Linked DNA regions of Homo sapiens: region 1 is linked to region 2. Evidence: chromatin loops called from intact Hi-C (ENCODE). Cell type or tissue: mesothelial cell of epicardium. All regions are shown on one strand. Each heading gives the region's core, and the rest is flanking DNA. Links, peaks and the distances in the headings are about the cores only.

Region 1 (11,947 bases), core at 3,883-11,882, 470 kb before region 2:
CAGATGGGCACAGGTGGTACCTGGGCATATCATGTTCTCCCATAAGAAGCTTTCAACTTCGTGGTAGGAGTGGAGAGTCAAATTAGTTTCACAGACATTTGCCTGCTGTGAGATGTCATGGGAAAGGCCTAGAAGGTCAGAAGAAGACATTCTATCTGAGGCCCAATATTAGAGCAGTAACATTAATTTGAGACTTCCTCGGGTAGACGTCGGAGGGTTGTGAGGCCTCGGGCTGGTGCAGTGGCCAGTGCAGAGGTGGTGCAGTAGGGTCAGGTGGTTTTCCAGCAGGAGGCAGTCATTAGCTGATCTTGACAGGGGAAAGCTGAGACTGTGCACACATAGCTGGTAGCCGTTTGGGCAGAGCTGCTCCGTGTCAGATGGAGTCTGTTTTGTGGAGGTCAGGTGCTGACTTTGAGACAGTCTTCTGGCAGACTGATGAGTGTGAACATGACTAGGTGGGCACTTGGAGACCTTTGAGTGGTCTGTCCGGAACTGTGTTTTATGGAACTTACTCAGGGATAAGCGGAAGGTCAAGGTAAGAGGAGTAGAAGCCGGCCTGGAGTCTTTGCAGTAGTCCAAAGCAGAGGTACTGAGATGTGCAGCCAGTATGGTGCTGTTGGACATGAAAAGGAGCCAACAGACGGGAAGGAGGATGTCTTGGATTTGCCTGGTGATTGCATGTGGGGGGCAAAGAAGTGAGAGGAGCCCAAGAGCATCCGGCTTTCCAGCCTGGATGCTGGGGAGGATGCAGCTTCGAGGAGAAGACGCTGAGGTCTGGAGTTTAAAATTACTTCTACGGAGTCTTAGGAGAGACTCTAAAGAAGGGAGATAAAGCAGAAGGGCATGAATCAGGCAGTGGGTGGAAGGAAAATGCGTGCATTTATGAGTGAAGAGGATGGGGCGTGAAGGAGAGCGGAGGAGGCGGAGCGGGTCAGGGTTGATTCATGTACCTGCTCCACACACCTCCCCTGCTGGGCGTCTTTCCAAACTGCTCAAGGTGTACATTTCCAGGAGAGAGCTCATTACAGGACGATTTTTATAGTAGAGGAAGGGGCCCAGGTCTGTTTTTGTGGCTCTGTGATGATGTGGGGACCCAGGGGCATTAGAACTTGCATGCATAGCAAGGTAAACTTGATGCTGTCTTCCTTCTGCCTGGCACATCCAGCAGGCACCTTTTGCTCCATGCCTGCTCCTCATGCCCCAGAGTGGGGCTGGAATGGGACACCGAAATATGGGCTGGGGCAAGAGAGGGCATTTATCAATATTACTTGGTGTTTTATTCTGTTCTCTCGGTGCTATAAAGAAATACCTGAAACTGGGTAATTTATAAAGAAAAGAGGTTTAATTGGCTCATGGTTCTGCAGGCTGTATAGGCTGCTGCTTCTGGGGAGGCCTCAGGAAACTTACAATCATGGTGAAAGGCAAAGGGAAGCTGGCATTTCTTACATGGCTGGAGCGAAAGGAAGAGAGCAAAGGGGAGGTGCTTGTAAACAACCAGATCTCGTGAGAACTCACAAGAACAGCAAGGGGGAAATCGCGCTCACAATCCGGTCACCTCCCACCAGGCCCCTCCTCCAATATTGGAGATTACAATTCGACATGAGATTTGGGCAGGGACACAGATCTAAACCATATCACTTGGCAATCAATTTATATCACTTGGCAATCAATTTATATCACTTGGCAATCAATGGTTTTGGCCCAGGCGCTGTGGCTCAGTCCTGTAATCTCAGCACTTTGGGAGGCTGAGATGGGCAGATCATGAGGTAAGGAGATTGAGACCATCCGGGCCAACATGGTGAAACCCTGTCTCTACTAAAAATACAAAAATTAGCTGGACGTGGTGGCACACGCCTGCAGTCCCAGCTACTCGGGAGGCTGAAGCAGGAGAATCTCTTGAATCTGGGAGGCGGAGGTTGCAGTGAGCCAAGATGACATCCCTGCACTGGCGACAGAGCGAGACTCCATCTCAAAAAAATAAATAAATAAATAAAAATAAATTTAATGCTTTTTTTGAAGGGGAATTACAAAGATCACTGAGCTATATACATTTGTGTGGTTTTCTGTATCTGTTTTATTTTATGATAGTAAAGAAAGACATTCTGTTATAATCATGAAAATTCTTTTGCAATTATGAAAGTAATTATGAAGTAAGATTTCTTTGCCCCAAATTCCATGTGACTTTAGTGTTTATTCTGCATTATATTATACAAGGATGATACTTGGTTTTGGTTTAATGACATGTCATTATAACTTTTATTTCTCTTCAATTAATAATTTTCCATTGGAGAAATTAATACATGTTATTGATTAATTATAAATTGAAGAGTTACTGGCATTTTGAGGAGAGATGTGACAGAATTTCTGTCTTGAGAGAAATGAATATGCAGTTTTTAAACAGATGCCTGATAAATTTATTTTTAAATTTACATTTGTGGAACAGAGCCTTTGTGGAATTCTCACGAAATCCAACAGAGAGATTTAAAACCCTTCCTGCAGTATATATGGCAATTAAGATGTCTCAACTAAAAGTTTCACTTGAACTCAGCGTTCATTCTGCAGAGGAAATTGAAGGGAAGGTGCAAGGCATGAACGTCTCAAAGCTCAGGAACACAAGGTATTTTCGGGAGGGAGGTGGCAGACAGGCCGTGCCTGCTTTCACATTCTCAGGTGCTATTTTTACATGACCGTTGATCTGGCATTGCTTCAGATCATGGTAAAAGCACTGGCTTGGCTGGGTGTGGGGGCTCACGCCACTCATCCAGCACTTTGCGAGGCCGAGGCAGGCAGATCACTTGAGCCCAGGAGTTTGAGACCAGCCTCGCCAACATGATGAAACCCTGTCTGTACTGACAATACAAAAATTAGCCGGGCATGGTCGCACACACCTTTAATCCCACCTACTCGGGAGGCTGAGGCAGGAGAATTGCTTGAACCCAGGAGGCGGAGGTTACAGTCAGCCGAGATTGCACCACTGCACTCCAGCCTGGGCGACAGAACAAGACGCTGTCTTAAAAAATAAATAAATAAATAAATAAATAAATAAATAAAAAAGCACTGGCTTTGTGGTTGAGTGGAGCTGCTGTTGAATCCTGGTTGCATCATCTCCTCACTGTGTGCACTTGGGCACATTACCTAACCTCTCTGAACCTCAGTTTTTTTTCTGTTTAATAGAAATGATACCAGCCGGGTGAGGTGGCTCATGCCTGTAATCCTTGCATTTTGGGAGACCGAGGCGGGAGGATCACTTGAGGTCAGGAGTTCAAAACGAGCCTGGCCGACATGGTGAAACCCCGTCTCTACCAAAAATACAAAAAAATTAGCCGGGTGTGGTGGCGGGCACCTATAATCCCAGCTATGTGGAAGGCTGATGCAGGACAATCAATTAAACCCAGGAGGCAGAGGTTGCAGTGATGAGCTGAGATCACGCCACTGCACTCCACCCTGGGCGACAGAGCGAGACTCCGTCTCAAAAAAAAAAAAAAAAAAAAAAAAAAAAAAGGATACCTATGGTGTAAGGCTGTTGAGAGGATTGAGTGATATCATTGATGTAATTTTTAGTTAAATAGTAGGGATTAAATCTAATGTTAATTTCCTGTCTTCCTAGATAGGATTATGCATTTTGTTTTGCAAATTCTCTTTTTAAGTAATGTGGAATATTTTTTGTCTTCAACACAGCAGTCAGTGGGACATAATGGAGATGCAGCTGGGAGCACCTAGTTGCTTACCAGTGTAAGCTGCCCTTCCTTGCCAAATGGCATCTTTCCCTCCCGCCCAGAGAGTGGTACAGGGCCAGGGCTGTCTGTAGGGCTGGTCAGCCCAGGGCAGGAGCACTTGCTGCATGCAGCTGTCATAACCCTGGTGGATCTTCTTCTCTTGGACCAAACTGAGTCACCCATGGTATTTGTGACAGACTGCTTGCCTTTTGGCCATATCCCCATAGTCACCTATGTGGGAAGTCTCATTTATTATTTCTTAATTGTAGAGTTTTCAGTTCTGGGAGGAACTTAACAGGAATCTGAGGAGTTGGTGGAGGAAGGCAAATCTGTTCCATCTGGTTTCACCCAGTGTGTGACTTTTGGTTTCTGAGAGTTTGGGAGTGTAGTGGGTTCAGTCCTTCATGTAGAGAAGGCCTGTCCTGCTCTAGTGAGGTCAGACTCCACTTACTTTTGTAATCGAATGCTGGGGAGTCACTCATTGCCTGAGTCACTCATTAAAAATAGGTCTGGAGATTGGGAAAAGAGTTGGATCAAGATCTTTCTTATAATTCTTTCTCTTCATTTTAGAATAAAGTATTAGGAAATTTTTATTTTCTGTCAAATTTGTCTTTTGTATTCCAGAAGTTTAGCATTTACTATCTTATTGCCTTTAAGGGAAAATGATATTTTTGGGGTTTATTGGAAAGTCATGTGTGTGTTTTCTAACATAGCATTGAGCCAAGCGTGGATTCTTATAGTTTTCTAAAGGTCAAGGTGCACATTTGAAAACACAAGTTAGGAAACACTGCAGATAATTCTAAATCTCAGACCTTGAAAGTCTAAATTGATAATTTATTTATCTTGATAATACCTTGAAAGTAGATATTCTCTGAGAGTCTTGGCCTTCACAATTATATACTACTTGGAGGGTAGTATATAATTTTTGGGATGTGTACCCCTTCCAGAGCTCTTCAAAAAGCCAGCAGAAATTCATGTTTGAGATGAAATCAAATTTGTCATCTCTGGCTTAGGTATTTTATTGAAATGTTCTTTTCTTGTAGAAATATTAGAATAGTTCAAGTGATAATTTCACATATGTAAATGTGTTTTCTTTGTAAAACTTGATTTTTATTTTAATAAAAATTCGTATTATGTAGGGTGAATGTGGACTTCCAGAAGCAGACGGTAGATCCTATGCAAGTCTCCTTTAACACATCAGACAGGTCCCAGACAGTTACAGATCTCCTTCTAACTATTGATGTCACAGAGGTAAGGATGAAGTAATTGAGCTTTTCCTTCTTCTTAATCTAAAATCATCATGTTGTATACAGGAAGTTTACACACACACACACACACACACACACACACACACACACACAGAACTTGTGCACCTTGGTAATCTTGTTAATGTGGGTGAGTTTGAATTATCACTCTACTTGTTAAATTGAAATATGACTAAAATGGAAATTGAAACATACTTATTCTAGAATCAAAGTTAATTTTTAAAATATCAAGTACATTTAAAATGCTGAAATAAATCAGATTTAACAAGATACATGTTAGAGGAAAAAAAAGTGTGTATATTTTTGAAACAAAGTCTTGCTGTGTTGCCCAGGCTGGAGTGCAGTGGCACGATCTCTGTTCACTGCAACCTCTGCCTTCTGGGTTCAAGCGATTCCCCTGCCTCAGCCTCCTGAGTAGCTGGGATTACAGGTGTGTGCCACCATGCCCGGGTAATTTTTGTGCTTTTGGTAGAGACGGGGTTTTACCACATTGGCCAGGCTGGTCTCGAACTCCTAATCTCTAGTGATCTGCCCACCTCTGCCTCCCAAAGTGCTGGCATTACAGGCGTGAGCCACTGTGCCCCGCCGAAATGCTTATATGACCTCAGAACCTTTATTTATGTAAGAATGAGTCTTGTACCGCCAAGAAAAGGATATATTCCACACATTTCCTTACCTTAGTTCACCAGGGGACCCCCTCTTTTTGTCTCATAAACACCTGTTAAAAACCTGTAAATACTTATGTTCCGAGGATTAACGCTGGTGAGGTGTCGTACAGCACAGGGTGTCAGCCCTATGATTCAAGCTCATTTTCCTCCTTACAAAAGTCCTTTCTAGATTTCATCTCTTCTCCTCCTCTTCCTTTTTAGGTGGTTGAAGTGGGACACTTTTGGGGATACAGGATTGATGAAAACAACTCAGAGATTCTGAAAAAGCTTACTGCTGAAATCAACCAACTGACGCTGGTGCCCTTGCCCACTCACCCACATCCAGACTTGGTCTGTCTGGCACCTTTTGCTGATTTTGATAAACAACGCTACTTTAGAGCTCAAGTCCTTTATGTTTCTGGAAATTCTGCTGAGGTAGGTTTTTCTGTAACAAGTCACTGGAAGGGAAATGAGACAGACAGACGTACAGCAGTTTATCAAATATCTTTTATAATTGTAGGTGGAAATTAAAATAATTGCAGTTAGCAAAGTAGTCTGTTTCCCTCATTGATATGTGGATTTAAGCTCAGGTCACTCCAAGAATTCTATAATTATAGGATTAGAGCAGACTGCTGCATTGCTATTGCTCAGGTAGGGCATTGTTTTTGACCCCGTCGTAAAGTGTATACTTGCTTTATTTTCTAGGTATTCTTTGTAGATTATGGCAATAAGTCTCATGTAGATCTACATCTTTTGATGGAGATTCCCTGTCAATTTCTTGAACTTCCTTTCCAGGTAAGGTAGAGAAGACTCTAGGGAATGAATGCTGCATGCTGGACAGGATTCCTGGGTGGATTCCTGGGTCATATGGTGCCCTGCCTCGGCTTACAGCTAGGGGAGCCAAGGCCCAGGACAGGGAGGGACTTGCTTTGTCACAATAGCCAAATTTGGTTTCTGCTCTTCCAAAAATACATGAAAGGATTCAGATTTAGCAAAAAAAGTTGTTTTAATCCAGTAGTATCTTCTAATACTGTTTCTGAGTTTTCTGGTTATGTTGAAACCAGACAGACTTTTTAGGTAGGCCACAGACATAGTCACACATGCCCTTACCATCAGTATGAAGACAATCTAAAAATTATTCTAAATATTTCTTATTGTTGTTAAAAAGCAAACCAAGTTTCTTTAGGAAATTCTCACTACCCCAACATTAGTTTTATTGGGACTTTTATGAGAATATTATTGAAGGTACATGAACAAGGTCTGTTTTCAGTGGTATTTGGGATGAGTGTTTTGCTTATTTATAAAGCTGTTTGAGCTGTGCCCTTCTGTCCTTGTAGGCTTTGGAATTTAAGATTTGCAAAATGAGACCATCAGCAAAGTCTCTTGTTTGTGGCAAGCACTGGAGTGACGGGGCCAGCCAGTGGTTCGCCTCTCTGGTGAGCGGCTGCACCCTCCTTGTGAAGGTCTTCTCTGTGGTGCACAGCGTCCTGCACGTGGATGTGTACCAGTACTCAGGGGTCCAGGATGCCATCAACATAAGAGACGTCCTCATCCAGCAGGGCTATGCCGAGCTCACGGAGGAGTCCTACGAGTCCAAGGTGTGTGCTTTCGCCGTTGCTGGAGCACGCGTTTGTGTGAGAGAGAACGGGGCAGGCTTTCCTTCCTCTGTGGACCCTGAGATAGGAGGAGGCGGACAGTGTTCCTCTTCACCATTTGGTTTGCTGTACTTGTGTTAAGACTGGTGGCACCAATTTAAATGTCTTCTAGCTTTCTCTGAGACTAAAGTATGGTGGCTGGGTATTGTTTTTGTTGGTGAGTATTGTATTTGTTTGTCTCCTATTTAGCTTATTTTTAAAAATTATTTATTTATTTATTTAACATATTTTTTAGTAGAGATAGGGTCTCCCTGTGTTGCCCAGGTTGGTCTCAAACTCCTGGGCTTAAGGGATCCTCCTGCCTCAGCCTCCCAGAGTACTTCCAGGTGTGAGCCACTGCACCCAGCCTCCTATTCAGCTTTTTATCTTCTTAGGATAGATTTGAAAATGTTCTATATATGTGGGGAGTTTTAAAAATGGATTCCAAGATTTATCTCCCTAATGGAAGTAGTTAATAAAATATTTCAAATATTTCAAGCATTTCAAAACTTCTTTCAACTGTTTCTTTGAAAATCAGTGTTAGAGTTATTTTTCACGATTTAAAGGTTTGAGAGGCCACTTCTTTTTCCTTTTTTAGTTGCCACATAATCATTGTACATATTTATGGGATATAGAGTCATATTTTGATATGTGTATATAATGTATAATGATCAAGTGAGGGTAATTAGCAAATCTGTCACCTCAGACATTTATTATTTCTTTGTGTTGTAAACATTCAAGAACTTTCTTCTAGCTTTTTGAAAATATACCTTATAGTTAACCATATTTACCCCACAGTGCTGCAGAACGCAAGAACCTATTCCTCCAATCTAGCTGTAATTTTGTTTGTTAACCAACTTCTCTCTATTCTCCCCTTCCTGTCTTACCCAGCGTCTAATACCCACAATCCTCCTCTCTACTTCCATTATTTCAATTTTTTTTTAGCTCTTACTCATAAATGAGAACATGTCATATTTATATTTCTGTGCCTGACTTATTTTACTTAACATACCATCCTCCAGGCTCATCCACGTTGCCAAGAATGACAGGATTTTTTCTTTTTGTAGCTGAATGGTATTTTATTCTGTATATACTGCATTTTCAGTATCCATTCATCTGTTGACGGACACCTAGGTTGGTTCTGTATCTTGACTATTGTGACCACTGCTGCAGTAATCACGGGGTACAGGTATCTCTGATGTACTGATTTCCTTTCCTTTGGATAAATATCCAGTAGTGGGATTGCCAGATTGTATGTTCGTACTGTTTTTAGTTTTTTGAGTAACCTTCACACTGTTTTCAATAAAGACTGTATTAATTTACCTTCCCACCAACAGTGTATAAGAGTTCCCTTTTCTCAGCATCCTTACCAGCATTTATTTTTTGTCTTTTTGATAATAGCCATTCTAACTGGGGTGAGATGCTATCTCTCACGATGGTTTTGATTTGAATTTCCCTGATAATTAGTGATGTTGATCATTTTTCATATATTTGTTGGTTATTTGTATGTCTTCTTTTGAGAAATGTCTGTTCAGATGCTTTGCCCACTTTTTAATTGGATTATTTGCTTTTTTGCTGTTTGAGTTCCTTGTGTATTCTGGATGTTATTCCTTTGTCAGATGAGTAGTTTGCAAATATTTTCTCCCATTCTACAGGTTGTCTCTTCATTTTGTTGATTGTTTCCTGTACTATGCAGAAGGTTTTTAGTGTAATATAGTTCCATTTGTCTATTTTTGTTGCCTCTGCTTTTTGAAGTCTTGGCCATAAAATCCTTGCCTAGATCAGTGTACTAAAGTATTTCTCCTTGTTTTCTTCTAGTAGTTTTTTATAGTTTTAGGTCTTACATTTAAGTCTTTAACCCATTTTGAGTTGATTTTTGTATATGTCAAGAGATAGGGGTTTAGTGTTATTCTTCTGCATTTAGATGTCCAGTTTTCCCAGCACCATCTATTGAAGAGACTCTCCTTTCCCCAATGAATGTTCTTGGAGCCTTTGTTGAAAATCAGTTGCCTGTAAATGCGTGGCTTTATTTCTGGGTTCTCTATTCTGTTCCATTGGTCATCTGTGTGTCTGTTTTTATGCCAGTATAATGCTGGTTTGGTTACCGTAGCTTTGTAGTGTATTTCTAAGTCAGGTACTGCGATGTCTCTTGCTTTGTTCTTTTTGCTTAGGATTGCTTTGGCTTTTGGGGTATTTTTTGGTTCCATATGAACTTTAGGATTGTTTTTTCTATTTCTGTGAAGAATGTCATTGGTATTTTGATTGGAGTTGCATTGAATCTGTAGCTCGCTTTGGATAGTATGGTCATTTTAACAATATAAATTCTTCCAATTCATAAACATGAGATGTCTTAATCATTTGTGTCCTCTTCAATTGCTTTAATTGATATTTTGTAGTTTTCATTATAGAGATCATTCACCTCCTTGGTTAAATATATTCCTCGGTATTTTATTTTTGTAGGTATTGTAAATGGGATTGCTTTCTTGATATCTTTTTTAGCTAGTTATTGGTGTATAGAAATGCTACTGATTTTTGTATACTGATTTCTGTATCCTGCAACTTTTCTGAATTCATTTATCAGCTCTAAAAGCTTTTTGGTGGAGTCTTTAGGTTTTTCTATATATAAGATCATGTTATCTGCAAAGAGGGACATTTTGACTTTCTCTTTTCTAATTTGGATGCCCTTTCTTTCTTCCTCTTGCCTAATTTCTCTGGCTAGGACTTCCAGTACTGTGTTGAATATAAATGGTAAAATTGGGCATCCTTGTGTTGTTCTTGTTCTTAGAGGAAAAGATGGCAGTTTTCCCCTCTTCAGTATGGTGTTTGCTGTGGGTTTGTCATGTATGGCCTTTCTTGCGTTGAGATATGTTCCTTCTATACCCAATTTGCTGAGAATTTTTTTATCTTAAAGTAATGCTGAATTTTATCAAGTGCTTTTTCTGCATCTGTTGAGATGATCAGAGAGGCCACTTTTGAAGCTCATGTTGAAGGTCTTTTACTTCTGTTATTTCTGCTGGGGATGAAGAATACTGGGTATCAGGAAGGGACAGTCTAGCAAAATGTTAGCCAGAGTGCTGGCTAAATTCTGTATTTAATTTATATAAAAACACTTCAGGGAATTATGTTAATATTTCCAGTGTAAAACCAAAATTTTACATACAAAAAAGTCCTGTAAAAATGTTTCTTTCTTGCAAACGATAGTAAGAGAAGAAAAAAGAAAATTAAAAAAACTGTAGACCAGGTGCAGTGGCTCACATCTGTAATCCCAGCATTTTGGGAGGCCCAGGTGGGCAGATCACCTGAGGTCAGGAGTTCGAGACCAGCCTGACCAACACGGTGAAATCCCATCTCTACTAAAAATACAAAATTAGCTGGGCATGGTGGTGGGCACCTGTAATCATACTACTCAGGAGGCTGAGGCAGGAGAATTGCTTGAACCTGGGAGGTGGAGGTTGTAGTGAGCTGAGATTGCGCCATTGCACTCCAGCCTGGGCGACAAGAGTGAGACTCCGTCTCAAAGCAAACGAACAAACAAAAACCCCAAAAAACTGTAAAAAATGTTTATTTCTCTTAAATTCTCTAATGGGTAAAATGTTGCAAAGGCTGTCGGATTTCTTTTGTTTGAAGAAATAAGATTGTAAATCCTGTCATATTTCTTTTGTTTGAATCTTAAAATGAACTTGATAAAATTATTTCCCTATACTTTAATCAATGACTTCCAAAATCATCATTCTCAGTAAACTATCGCAAGGACAAAAAACCAAACACCGCATGTTCTCACTCATAGGTGGGAATTGAACAATGAGAACGCATGGACACAGGAAGGGGAACATCACACACTGGGGACTGTTGTGGGGTGAGGGGAGAGGGGAGGGATAGCATCAGGAGATATACCTAATGCTAAATGACGAGTTAATGGGTGCAGCACACCAGCATGGCACATGTATACATATGTAACTAACCTGCACATTGTGCACATGTACCCTAAAACTTAAAGTGTAATAATAATAAAATAAAAATTAATGACATAGAAATCAGAGTAACACTGTGCCTATGAAATATTTTGATTAGTTTGGAAGAAAGTCCTTGTAATATTTTCTTTTAACAAAACAAACTTTTCTTGTTTGTTCAGCAAAGCCATGAAGTTCTCAAGGGCCTCTTTTCCAAGTCAGTAGAAAACATGACAGATGGCTCTGTGCCCTTTCCCATGAAAGACGACGAGAAATATCTCATCCGGATTTTGTTAGAGAGCTTTTCTACCAATAAACTGGGTACTCCAAACTGTAAGGTGATTGTAGGAGTTTTAAAATGTAATTTAAAAGCTTAGTATCATTTTACATTTATGTGCTAGGAGTTGTAGTCAGTAGTCATGGTGGTTTTTTCTTTTCTGGCTTTTAATGCTGTTACTTTTCTCACAATTGATCCTCTTATAATAATAAGAAAAAACCCTGGGGTTTAGTGTTTAGTGGGGTTTAGAGAGAAGCTTTGACTAGTTTTTTTTTTTTTTTTTTTTTTTTAAACCCTCCTGACGTGTGCTTTTTTTGTCGGACTAAAGGAAGCACAGCGTGTGGGTTCAGAGAACTGGTGCCAGCCTTGGACTCCCTGGCTGGCTGTTAGAGCCGGTGCTGCCCGCCTGCTTGGAGAGGAGGGCTGGCCAGGGTGTCTCCTTGTTCAGGGACTCCACT
Region 2 (11,997 bases), core at 1,548-9,547:
AAGAGTCTTTTCAATAAATGGCATTGGGACAGCTATATTTCCACATGCAAAAGAATGAATAACCCCTAATTCATACCATACACAAAAATTAAAACTCAAAATAGATCGTAAACCTCAATGTCTATGAGATAAGAGTTAAAACTACAGAACTCTTAGAAGAAAACATAAAAGTCAATCTTCATGACCTTGGGTTAGGCAATGGTTTCTTAAATAGCACACCAAGAGCACAAACAGAAACATCAACCAAAAATAGATAAACTGGGCCATATCAAAATTTAAACTTTTATGCTACAAATAATACCACCAAGAAAGCAAAAGTAGAACACCATAGAATTGGAGAAAATATTTTCAAGTCATATATCTGCTAGAGGCCTTATATCCACTATATATTTAAAAATTCTTGGCCGGGCACAGTGGCTCATGCCTATAATCCCAGCACTTTGGGAGGCCAAGGCGGGCGGATCACGAGTTCAGGAGATTGAGACCATCCTGGCTAACATGGTGAAACCCCGTCTCTACTAAAAATACAAAAAATTAGCCGGGCGTGGTGGCGGGTGCCTGCAGTCCCAGTTACTCGGGATGCTGAGGCAGGAGAATGGCATGAACCCAGGAGGTGGAGTTTGCAGTGAGCCAGGCTGCACTCCAGCCTGGGTGACAGACAGAGTGAGACTCCATCTCAAAAAAAAAAAAAAAAAATTCTTATAGCTCAATAACAAAAAGACAAAAATACCATTTAAAAGGGGGCAAAGGGCTTAAATAGACATTCCTTCAAAGTAAATATACAAAAGGCCAATAAGCACGTGAAAAGCTGTTCAATATCTTTATTCATCAGGGAGGTAGAAACCAAAACCACAACCAGATTCTACCCCACATCCTGAGGACGTCTAGGATCAAGAAGACAGACAATGACAGCTGCAGACGAGGATATGAAGGAACTGGAAGCTGATGGGGTTGCAACATGCTGTAGCTGCTTTGGAAACAGGTTGGCAATTTCTTATAATGTTAAACATAGATTTACCATATGACCTGGTAATTCCACTCTTAAGTGTATATACCCAAAATAAATGAAAACACATGTCCACAATTTTTATATGCAAATTTTCATAGCAGCACTATTCGTAATAGACAAAAATTGAAATAACTCAAATATTCATCAACCAATAAATGAATAAATAAAATGCATTCTATCAGTACAATGAAATATTATTTGGCAATGAAAAGGAAATGAAATACTGATAAATTCCACAAAATGTTGATAGTGATGAACCTTGAAAACATGCTAAGTGCAAGAAGTCGGTAACAAAGAACCACATATTATAGGATTGCATTTGTAATAAAGTGTCTAAAACAGGCCAATCCATAGAGACAGAAAATGGATTAGAATTTTCTTAGAGCTGGGAAGTGAGCAGAGAGGAATATGAATGACTGTTAATGGATAAAGGGTTTCTTTTATGAGAAACAAAAATGTTCTAAAGTTAGATTATGATGGTGGTTGCACAACCCTGTGAATGGTGAATGTACTAAAGCACATCAATTTGTACACTTTAGGTGACTCATATGGTATGCAAATTATATCTTGATGAAACTGTTTCTTTTTTTAAAAAAAGTCACCAGGTTTAAACAGGTCAAAGCTGGCTTTCTCTATATAATAATACAAATAATTTCAATGTTATTTTGAACATTCTGGGACATGGGAAAAGATGGGAAATTTTAATTGTATAAGTGAAACTTTAATTGTATAATTAAAAGAGAACAGAAAAAGATAACTATAAACTGACTCACAATATATATGTAAAAAGAATCTGAATAAAATATTAGAAAATAGAACCCAGAAATATATTTCTAAAAATCTGCTATGACCAAGTATTATGTGTTGGTTTTCAGGAATGCAAGGGTAGTTCAATACCAAGAAACTAGCTACAAAATTTAGTATATCCATCAACCACATGATCCCATCAATAGACACCGAAAAAGCATTTGAGGAAACTCAGCAATCGGTCCTGCAAAAAAATCTGGAGAAAAGTAATACTAAAAAGAAACTATTAAAAAAGAGATCTCAAATCCCAGCTGCTATTTGTAGGGGAATGGCTCTCCCATGGTGCCCCTACCATGTTGCACATCTCCTTACAGGCCTCCTAGAGGAGGCTTGGCCACAGTCTAAGCTGAGTCCTGGGAATGACTCCTCCTGAAGCAAGGGGAGATTAGGCTGGGGAGGAGTCAGCAAGGGCAGCCCCTGATCCGTGTGAGAATGCCTCCAAGGGTTGCTCATCCATCTCCCCGGTTTCCGTTGAGCACAAAGCTCTTCCTCACCACTCCCCTGTCATGTGGAGCTGCTGGCTTCTGTGTAGTCTGTACAAATGCTTGGCCATAGTTTAGAGAGGACTCCTCAATGGCAGAGTGACCCAACACTCAAGCCGACGATCACCAGACCTTTCTGTTTCAGTCGACCTGTGGATTAGGGGCACCAGGACCTGACACTGCACTGGTTGTGGCTTTGCTGTCTGTGTGAGTAATGAACTGTCTTGAATCCTCTTGGCTGCTCTGTCTTCTTGGCAGCGAGGTCTATGGGAGTGAAACCTGCTGACCTCACTGCCGCTGCCACGCTCCCTTTAGGGATGACTTGGCCACCTGACACAGATAATATCCAAATCATGAAACACCAAACTAATACAATTAAAACCAGAACTTAGCAAGGGAGGTCCACCATTTTTATTTGATATTGCACTGAGGCTTCAAGCAGATGCAAATGGCCAAGAAAATGAAACACATACTTTAAGCGTTGGAAAAGATATAGCTATTAGTTTTCACAACCCAGATATTGTATTTAAAAATTAGAATTAAAAAGAAAATGTGATAGGATGAGATGATGTCATATAATTATGCAGAAACAAATGCACTATCTCTTTTCAAATGATAGGCATCTAGAAACGGAAAGGGGAAGAATCAGTCTGTCCACAACAGTGACAAAACCGTGAGCTACTTAGGGAGCAATGGAACAGGACTCGGGAACTGTGTGCCCAGCATCTGCCCACTGCTGCTCGGAGCCATTTCCTGTCCTGCCCTGCTCCATACTCCAGGCTCCCTTCCCTTCTGTCTTCCAGTAGATTTGGCCAATGGGCGGTGCTGACCCAAGATTGAAGGGTGGGATGAAAGGACACGTGAGGCCCTTCTCTCCCTCTCTCTGTTCCAGTGGCACCTCCAGCTGCAGCTGGGTCTCCTCGGTGGCTGTGGGCTCCCACCTGAAAGCTCCTTTCTCCATGGTCCCAAATGGGGCTGAGAGTCTCAATATGATTAGAGCATGCTCTACACTGACCCTCCAGGCCCAGCCCTGGGGTAGAAGTGACCTCACCACCATACAAAGTAACCCCTACAACCAGCTCCCTGCATTAAATTCCCTCTGCTTAAAAGATCTAGAGTGATTTCTGGTTTCCAGGTCAGAACCTGACTGATACAATCCCTATGGGATAAAAAAATGATAAAATCTTATTTAAAGACACAAAGCAGACACATTTTTCTGGATAAGAACTTTCAATTTAAAAATGTCAATTCTCTTGAAATTTATCTTTTAGTCAAATGCCATTTCATTAGATTCCCAACAGAGTTTTAGGGGTTTTGGTGTGGTCTTGTTGGGTAGAATTATGTAGACATTTTTATGGGAGGATAAATACTCGTGCAAGATGAGACAACCCTGCCACTGTACACACACTGACAACACGCCACGAGTTGGGTTAGAAAACCAGAAAATGACCTCAGGATAAGCAAGAAGATAAGACCAAGCTTCATTTGTTTCAGGGTAAACAGAAGCATCATTTAATTAATGGACTAGCACACCCAGCTGCCATCTAGAAGAAAATAAAAGTGGATCCACTCCTTCATCTTAATCAAAACTAAATTCTAAGTGGATTAAAGACTTAAATGTAAAAGAAAGTAAAAATAAAATAAAAATACTGCAAGAAAATCTGGAAGACCATGCCAGCTAGGGTAAGGATTCCTCATTAAGCAAGACTGAAAACTCAGAAATTCTTAGAAGAAAGTATAAATATGATGGACTATAAAACAATTTAAAACTCATCTATGAATAGATACCTAAAACCAAATCAACAGACAAAGTATAAGTTTAGAAAAACAAAAAGTGGGCCAGATGCAGTGGCTCACGCCTGGAATCCCAGCAATTTGGGAGGCCAAGGCAGGTGGATCACCTGAGGTCAGGAGTTCAAAACCAGCCTGGCCAGCATGGTGAAACCCTGTCTTACTAAAAATACAAAACTAGCTGAGCGTGGTGGCATGTTCCTGTAATCCCAGCTACTTGGGAGGCTGAGGGAGGAGAATCGCTTGAACCCGGGAGGTGGAGGTTGCAGTGAGCTGAGATCAGACCACTGCACTCCAGCCTGGGCAACAAGAGTGAAACTCCATCTCAGAAAAAAAAAAAGAAAAAAGAAAAACAAAAAAAAAAGTGATTTATGATGAAAACAACAGTGAGAAAGCTGTTATCTGTAAGATATGAAAAGTGCTTACAAATTGATAGGAGAAAAAAATCCAATAGGAAAAGGGTCAAAACAATACACATTCACAAAAGAGTAAATCCAAATGGCTAACATCATATAAGAAATGTTCAAAACTACCAATAATTGGTGACATGCAAGTTAAAGCCACAAGGAGCTGTCACTTAAAACCCACCTGACCAGCAAATTGAAAGGGCAGCAGGACCGATTGCAGGAGAGGATGCGAAGAAGAGAGAGCGTGCATCACTACTGCTGGGAAGCGGACATTCGGCAGCATTTTTGGAAAGTTATCTAGAAATGTCAGTTCAAAGAAACACCATCCATGCTTTTTAACCTCCAAATCCCAATCTGTAGTATCTGCTTGGGTAGCCACAGCACAGCAGCACACATGGTGCCCTTCACGGGAGGAAAAGGGATTCTCACACTCTCGGCGGCTGAAGGTCCGAGGTCAAGGTGGTGGCAGGGCTGCTTTATCCTGGGCCTCCCTCCTGGGCATGTGGTGTGGTCTTTTCCCTGGGTCCTCACATGGTTGTTCGTGTGTGTGTGTGTGTGTGTGTGTGTGTGTGTGTGTCTGCTACTGTTCCCCCTGCCAGGAGGTGATGACCTATGGGTTGCCTCCATCCTGCCCAGGATGTCTGATGTCAGACAGAGCCTGAATCCTGTTCCCAGACTGAACACTGGTATCACTCAGACTGAGTCCAAATCCTGATCTCAGACTGAGCCTGAATCCTGATTTCAGACTAAGCCCTAAAAATTCTGCCTCAGATTGAGCTCTGACCCTGGTCTCACACTGAGCCTGAATACTGATCTCAAACTGAGTCTGAATCTTTATCTCAGACTAAGCCTGAATCCTGATTTTAGACTAAGCCTGTATTAGTCCATTTTCACACTGCTATAAAGAACTTCCCTGAGACTGGGTAATTTATAAAGGAAAGAGGTTTAATTGACTCACAGTTCCACATGGCTTGTGGGGAGCGCTCAGGAAACCTACGATGATGGAGGAGGGCGAAGGGGAAGCAAGTGCCTTCTTCACAAGGTGGCAGGAGAGAGAAGAGCGAAGGAGGAACTTCCAGACACTTATAAAAGCATCAGATCTCATGAGAACTCACTCACTATCATAAGAACAGCGTGGGGGAACCGCCCCATGATTCAATCACCTCCCTCCCTCAACACATGGGGATTACAATTCGAGATGAGATTTGGGTGGGGACACAGAGCGAAACCATATCAAAACCCAAATCCTGATCTCAGAGTGAGCCCAATACTGATTTCAGACTGAGCCCTGAATCCTGATCTCATACTAAGCCTGAATCTTGATCTCAGGCTGAGCTATAAATCCTTGTCTCAGACTGAACCCTGGCTGTGCTACATTTCCAGACCTTTCTCACCCCCATTTTTGTTGCCACCTGAGGTCCCCTGGGAGCTTCATTCTGGGCTGGCAGATGCCCTAATGTTCTAGAACAGGAGCTCTGGAGTACCTGTTCACTTTCCAGTCCCCTTTTCCCATGTCCCCTCCCAGTTGTCCTCTTGCAGCCTGAAGAAGTCTCATGGTTCTAGACTGCAGACTTCTGCTGGGGCAGCTTGTTTACCTAGAAGAGGTGGCCAGAGCCCAGGTGACCAGGGAAGGAGTTCCCTGCAGTGTAACTCCACCTGGGGACTGATCACTCACCATTGCCTGCCACCTGGGGAGGAAAGGCTCACCTCCACTTCCTTCTCAGATGGCCCCACCCTTGCATCCTCTGGTTGCCATAAAATTCTTTTGCACAGGAGGTTCCTGCTTAGCCCTGTGTCACCTCTGGGACCAGCCTGCAGGCCTGCCCAGTGCTGTGGCTCTGCCCAGGACAGCAAGGTGAGTTCAGAAGCAGAGGTTGGGCACTCTCAGACTCCCAGGGGCCAGGTATAGCAGCCCTGGCTCAGGCAGCTGCTGTGACCGACTGGGATCCCAGGCCGCTTTCCACCTCTTTCCTTCCTGGGAAGCACTGCCAGTCCTTGTCCTTCCAACTGACCAGGACAGGAGGTCAGAGGGGAGGTCATCCCCACAGACAGGGCTCCCAGGACGGCACCTGCAAAGCTGCCCTCTGTGGTCCCGAGAGCCAGTGCCTGGCACGGCCGCCCGCTTCAGACTGTGGCTGTGGGCAAGTGTGTACTCTCCAGGAAGAAGGGGCCTGTTGCCTCACTGTTGATCATCCTTAAAAAAGAAACTAGAGACACCCCGGGTGCCTCTCTGCGGCCCCATAAATCTGGAGAGGAGGGAGCTGCACCGAGCGAGCTTAGGCTTTTGAATTTTAAATGGCCAATTTGGTCAATGAATCAATTTCACTGGGCTGAGGCAGCGTGGAGATGAAAGCGGTTTTAAGACCTATTGAAGGCGGTGAGAGCCTCTTTGTCCATGCTTTTCTCAGGCTGCCGCCCTCTAATATTTCATCTATATTCATTTTTATGGCTTTCCAAATTATAGATGTCAGCTAAAAAAACTGAAAAAAAGAGAGGGTGAAGAAAGGAGGGGGAAATTCACTGCTGTTGAATAGAAAGGCGAAGTTATCCCTCCCAAAGCCAGCCAGTGTGCTGGGACGTGACCCAGAACTCACAGCCGGTCCTTCCATATCTGGGCCTCATTCCTGCATCTGGTCTGTGACCCAAGGCTGAGCCTTTGCTGCCCATGGGGCAAAGGATGAGGCAGACAGTTCTCCCTCCAGTGGGGAGCTCATGTTCTAGTGGGAGAAGGAGAGAGACCTCCTAAAAGTGAGCAGAACAAAGACCCTGGTACTCAGGGCAACACAGAGTGGGTGAGGCAGGGCTGTGGAGGAGGGAGTTGAGAGCAGGGTAGGAATGACCTGCCCTTGTGCAAGCATTTTCTTTCCAATTTCCACCATGCTCAAACTGTAACCTGAGGTTATGATGCCCATTCCTGGGAATTCATGTTCTACTGATCTGGAATAATTCTGACCTAACTGGCTAAAAATTAATGTGTACATTATCTTTGATAAAGGGCTTGCTCTGCAATTTGTAGTATAAAGGGATCACAAGGTAAATACTTTAAACCAGGGCTCAGCAAACTTTTTCTGCAATAGGCTGGCTAGTAAATATTTCAGCCTTGGTGCACCATGCAATCTGTTGCAACTACTAAACTCTGATGTTGTTACGTGAAAGCCGTCATAGACAGCAATACGGTTTGGCTGTGTCCCCACCCACATCTCAAATGTTAGCTCCCATAATTCTCACATGTTGTGGAAGGGACCTGGTGGGAGGCCATTGAACCATGAGGGCAGGTCTATCCAGTGCTGGTCTCATGATAGTGAGTAAGTCTCACAAGATATGATGGTTTTACAAATGGGAGCTCCCCTGCACATGCTTTCTCTCTTGTCTTCTGCCATGTAAGACAGAACTTTGCTTCTCCTTCACCTTCCCCCATTATTGTGAGGCCTCCCTAGCCATGTGGAACTGTGAGTCCATTAAACCTCTTTTTCTTTATAAATTACCCAGTTTCAGGTATGTCTTTATTAGTAGCATGAAAATGGACTAATACAGACAGTACGTAAACAAGTGAGTGTGGCTGCATTCCAGTAAAACTTTATTTATAAAAATGGGCAACAAGCTGGATTTGGCCCATAGGCCACAGTTTACCAACCCCTGCTTTTAAATACCAAAGTGAATTCACTGGTTTTTCTGCAGTGTACTGTCCCATCCAGTGAACTTTTCACTTCAGAGATTGGCACAATTTGCCACTTCTAGAAATTCCACTTGGAATTTCTGTGTCCCCTATTTCTCTCCTCGCTCTGTTCATGTTTTCCTTTAAGTCCTTGAGTATATGGAACATATTTATAACAAGTGTTTTAACATCCTGGTTTGCCTTTTCCATCACCTCTGTCAGTTCTGGGCCTATCTCTATTATTAATAACTAATTTTTTCCTGTCGATAGGCCCTACTTTCCTACTTGTTTGTCTAGTGATTTTTGATTGGATGCTGGACATTGTGTTGAATACTGTACATTGTTGAGTTCTGAATTCACTTACATGCCTTTAAAGAGTGTTGGGCTCCATTCTGGCAGGCAGTTAAGTCACCTGGAGAGAAGTTTGATGCTTTTGAGGGTGAGTCTAGAGTCACCTTTCCTCTTGGGTGAGTTAAGCCCCACTACTAAAGCAAAACTCTTCTGAGTCTCTAGTGAATGCCCATGTCTTCAATAACTTCTCTCCATTCTGGCTGGTGGAAACTTAGATGGTTCTAAGCCATTCACCTTGCAGCTCTCTGATAATTGTTATTTCTTCAGCATTGCCCTTGAAGTTTCACGCCTTGCGTGGGACAATTGACATTCAGGCACAGACCTATGGGAACCCCTATGCAGAATTCTGGCACTCTTTTTCTGCCTATTTCCCTCTTCTCTGGTATTCTGCCAGCAAATTCTAGCCATCTCAGCCTCCCAAAATTCTGATCTCTATCTCCTCAATCCAATGAGACCACCAGGCTCTGTGTGGATCCCTCCTCTCATAAGAAGACAAAGAGCTGTCAGCCTTAAGGAAGGACGGAGAACTGAAAAAATGTCCAGCCATCCTAAAGGAATCTCCAAATCAGTACCAAGGAAGCAGGTCCACCACACCTTGACTAAGGCCTTCCTTCCCCATCACAGCCCATTACTCCATAATCCAGTCCTCAGCATAGCAGCCCTCCTGGACATTGTCTCCACACAGAAAGTCCAGGCCTCAGAGGGGTCACTTTATTTGTTTCCCTCTGAATGGGTGTCTCAGTTCTGCACTTGCTGTGGTTTGAATGTTTTCCCCCCAACCTCATATTGAAATTGGATTCCCAGGGTTGGAGGTGGGGCCTAATGGAAGGTGGCTGGGTGGTGGAGGTGGACCCCTCATGCATAGATCATGCCCTCCCTCAGGGAGGAGCGAGCTCTTGCTGTTAGTTCTCATGAGAGGGGCTTGTTGAAAAGGGCCTGGCACCTCCCCCATCTTGCTTCTTCTCTTGCCATGTGGTCTCTGCACACACCAGCTTCCCTTCACCTTCCCCTGTGAGTGGGGAAGGTGGCACAGCCTGAGGTCCTCACCAGAAGTTGAGCAGATGCTGGCACCATGCTTCTGTCCAGCCTGCAGAACCATGAGGCAATAAAGCTCTTTTTCTTATAAATTACCGAGCAGTAGGTATTCCTTTATAGCAACAAAAATGGACTAAGACAGCGCTCACTCTCCAATGTCTGAGAACAGTCGTTTCATACTTTTTTGCCCAGTTTTCTAGTTGCTTAACTCAGAAGAGTGAGTCTGGAAGCTGTAGTAGGAGACTCTGCCCATGGATCTTAAATAATATAAAAGTACTCATTTCTATCTAACCCACTTTACCACTTTAATATAACTGTGGTGAGTTGGCAGCATCACAGACTTTAGGTTGGACGGAGCTTAGAAACCACGTGGTGCTAGCCTTTCACATTGCAGACAGAGAAAGGGAAGCCCAGGGAGTGGTGGGGCATGGCCGTTTAGCAGCTGGTGGCAAGCAGGCTGATACAAGACTTGTCTATCCCTGCACCACCCTCAGCTACTGCCCACCCATGTCCTCCTGCAGCCTGGGCACCCAGGTAACAGCTCTGAACTCCGTGTTTACAACCCCCATGCCGACACACATGCACACTGCTGCATAAGCATCAATTTCCTACCAAGTTGGTCCATGGGCCAGCGGGCTGCACCTAGAGGAGATCTGTCCACACCAGCCCGCCTGAAAACAACCGAGCCACAGTGCTGGGCCCAGAACCCAGTACAGCCCCCTTTCCTCTCAGGCCATCCCAGCCTACCAGAGGAGTCTAGTAATGCCAGCCCTCCAAAGCAAGGTTCCTCAGCAAACCACACCCCGCCCACACCACAGAGCCCTCAGGCCACAGCATAACACACATAACACAGCTTCTCATTCATTTAGGGGCTAAATGTCAGCAACTGCAGGCACAGGTCTCTGCTGAGGCCAAGGTATTAGACCTGCTGGGGAGAGGGAGGAGCAGTTATCAGCCTGCCCTGAGCTGGAGGTGGGTGTGCCTCAGACCTCGTGCCAGCCTGGGTCCTGCCACCCTCTAGGTGTCACCGGCCCCCTGGGCCCCCACACAGAGAGTGAGACTCATTCAGCAGGAAGGGCTGAGAAAGCTGGGAGGGGTGGCCGGCAGCTGGCACAGCACAGGCTTCTCCATGCACGCATTACCTCCCAGGGTTGCCTGACTGACTGTTGAGAGTCAGGCTTCATCCTGGTGCTGCAGGTGCCCTGGAGACATGAGCTGCTAAGGTGAGGCTGCCACAGAGGAGGGCGGCTCCCCATCCCTTTGCTTGGGACTGAGGGGTTTCCCAGGGCATGGGACTTTGAATGCCAATGCCGGGAAGGCCCCAGGCAGACTGGATGAGTTGGTCACGCCACCCTAGTGTAATAGCTGATAGGCTGACATCTCAAAGATTCACATCCTGGTGGCTGGGGCCTGTGAATGTGTGACTTCACATGGCCCCTGCCGGTGTGATTAAGTCAAGGACTGGAGCTAGGGAGTGGCTCTTGGATGGGGTGGACCCTGCATGCAATCACGGGAATCCTTTTAAGAGGAAGCAGGGGCAGATTTGGCAACGCAGAGGAGGAGACCGCGCAGACAGAGGCAGAGATGGAGGGGTGCAGCCACACCAGGGCCACCTGGAGCCCCCGAAGCCTGGAGAGACAGGGACGAGATTCTCCCTTTGAGCCTCCAGAGGGAACCAGCCTTGCTGACATCTAGATTTTAAAGCCATGAGACTTGTTCTGAATTCCTGGCCTCTGGAAATGTGAGATAATAAAGTAACGTTTTCTAATAAGGCCAGACCTCCAAAGCAAGGCTCCTCAGCAAACCACACGCCACCCACACCACACAGCCCCTCAGTCTGCGGATTCACAACACAACCCAGGAGATAGGACCCGGGAGACGCCGGCCCCCGCCTGCAGCCAGGCTGAGCTTGACGGCCACAATAGGGGCAGCCATAGCAGAGGGCTGCCTCAGAAGTTCTGCTTCACCACCGGGGAAAGTGCCAGGAGGCCTGGCACGTCCCGGGATAGTGAAGACGGGTAGCCACTGGGCCACCTGGAAGGTGACTGCGGCACCTGCACCCCCCGCATGGTTGCTCCCCACCCCCAGAGCTGCTGCAGGCACACCTGGCGCCTGCTCCAGCCAGCCTTGGCATCTTCCTCTCTGTTCCTCCCTCCGGGCAGGGCAACTGGGCAGGCTGGACACCCAGCAGGGGAGCTGTCCACATCAAGAGCTCCCCTTCTACTACCATTTCTGGGCCACGTCCTCCGCCCTCAAAACAGCAAACCCGTCTCCAGTGCCAGACTCGGGGCTGCACATGACCAGGGCAGGAGTAACTGAACTCGCAGAGGACAAAAAGAAGAAAGAGGAAGGGAATCCCTTCAGCGCCACAGCTGAGCTGTGTTTGCTGTAGTTTCTCCAATTTCTTTGTGAAAATGTAATCGCGGTCCCGGAGCACGTGGGACCCTCTGCACACTGACA

Evidence for each region. Hi-C counts contacts between places; a loop is a spot of excess contacts. Peaks named below come from ENCODE experiments on the same cell type or tissue, not always from the same donor. Only the 100,000 strongest peaks of a DNase experiment are listed, where the experiment ranks them.
Region 1: a loop joins it to region 2, with 29 times the contacts of the local background. A loop is called at or near these places in 1 of 110 quality-filtered maps.

What each region holds. Positions count from the first base shown.
Region 1 is chr14:104,019,714-104,031,660 of GRCh38, forward strand. TDRD9 (tudor domain containing 9) reads left to right here. Exons shown (of 36, transcript NM_153046.3): 24 at 2,444-2,617; 25 at 4,856-4,967; 26 at 5,851-6,063; 27 at 6,334-6,423; 28 at 6,966-7,226; 29 at 11,395-11,550. Among named protein-coding and RNA genes, the nearest start is that of ASPG, 60 kb to the right of the region's middle. In mesothelial cell of epicardium, for the core only: no CTCF peak of the experiment used is centred there; no DNase peak of the experiment used is centred there.
Region 2 is chr14:104,493,773-104,505,769 of GRCh38, forward strand. No RefSeq gene overlaps it. Among named protein-coding and RNA genes, the nearest start is that of C14orf180, 80 kb to the right of the region's middle. In mesothelial cell of epicardium, for the core only: no CTCF peak of the experiment used is centred there; DNase peaks (open chromatin) are centred at 4,859, 6,239, 7,259, 9,439 and 2 weaker places.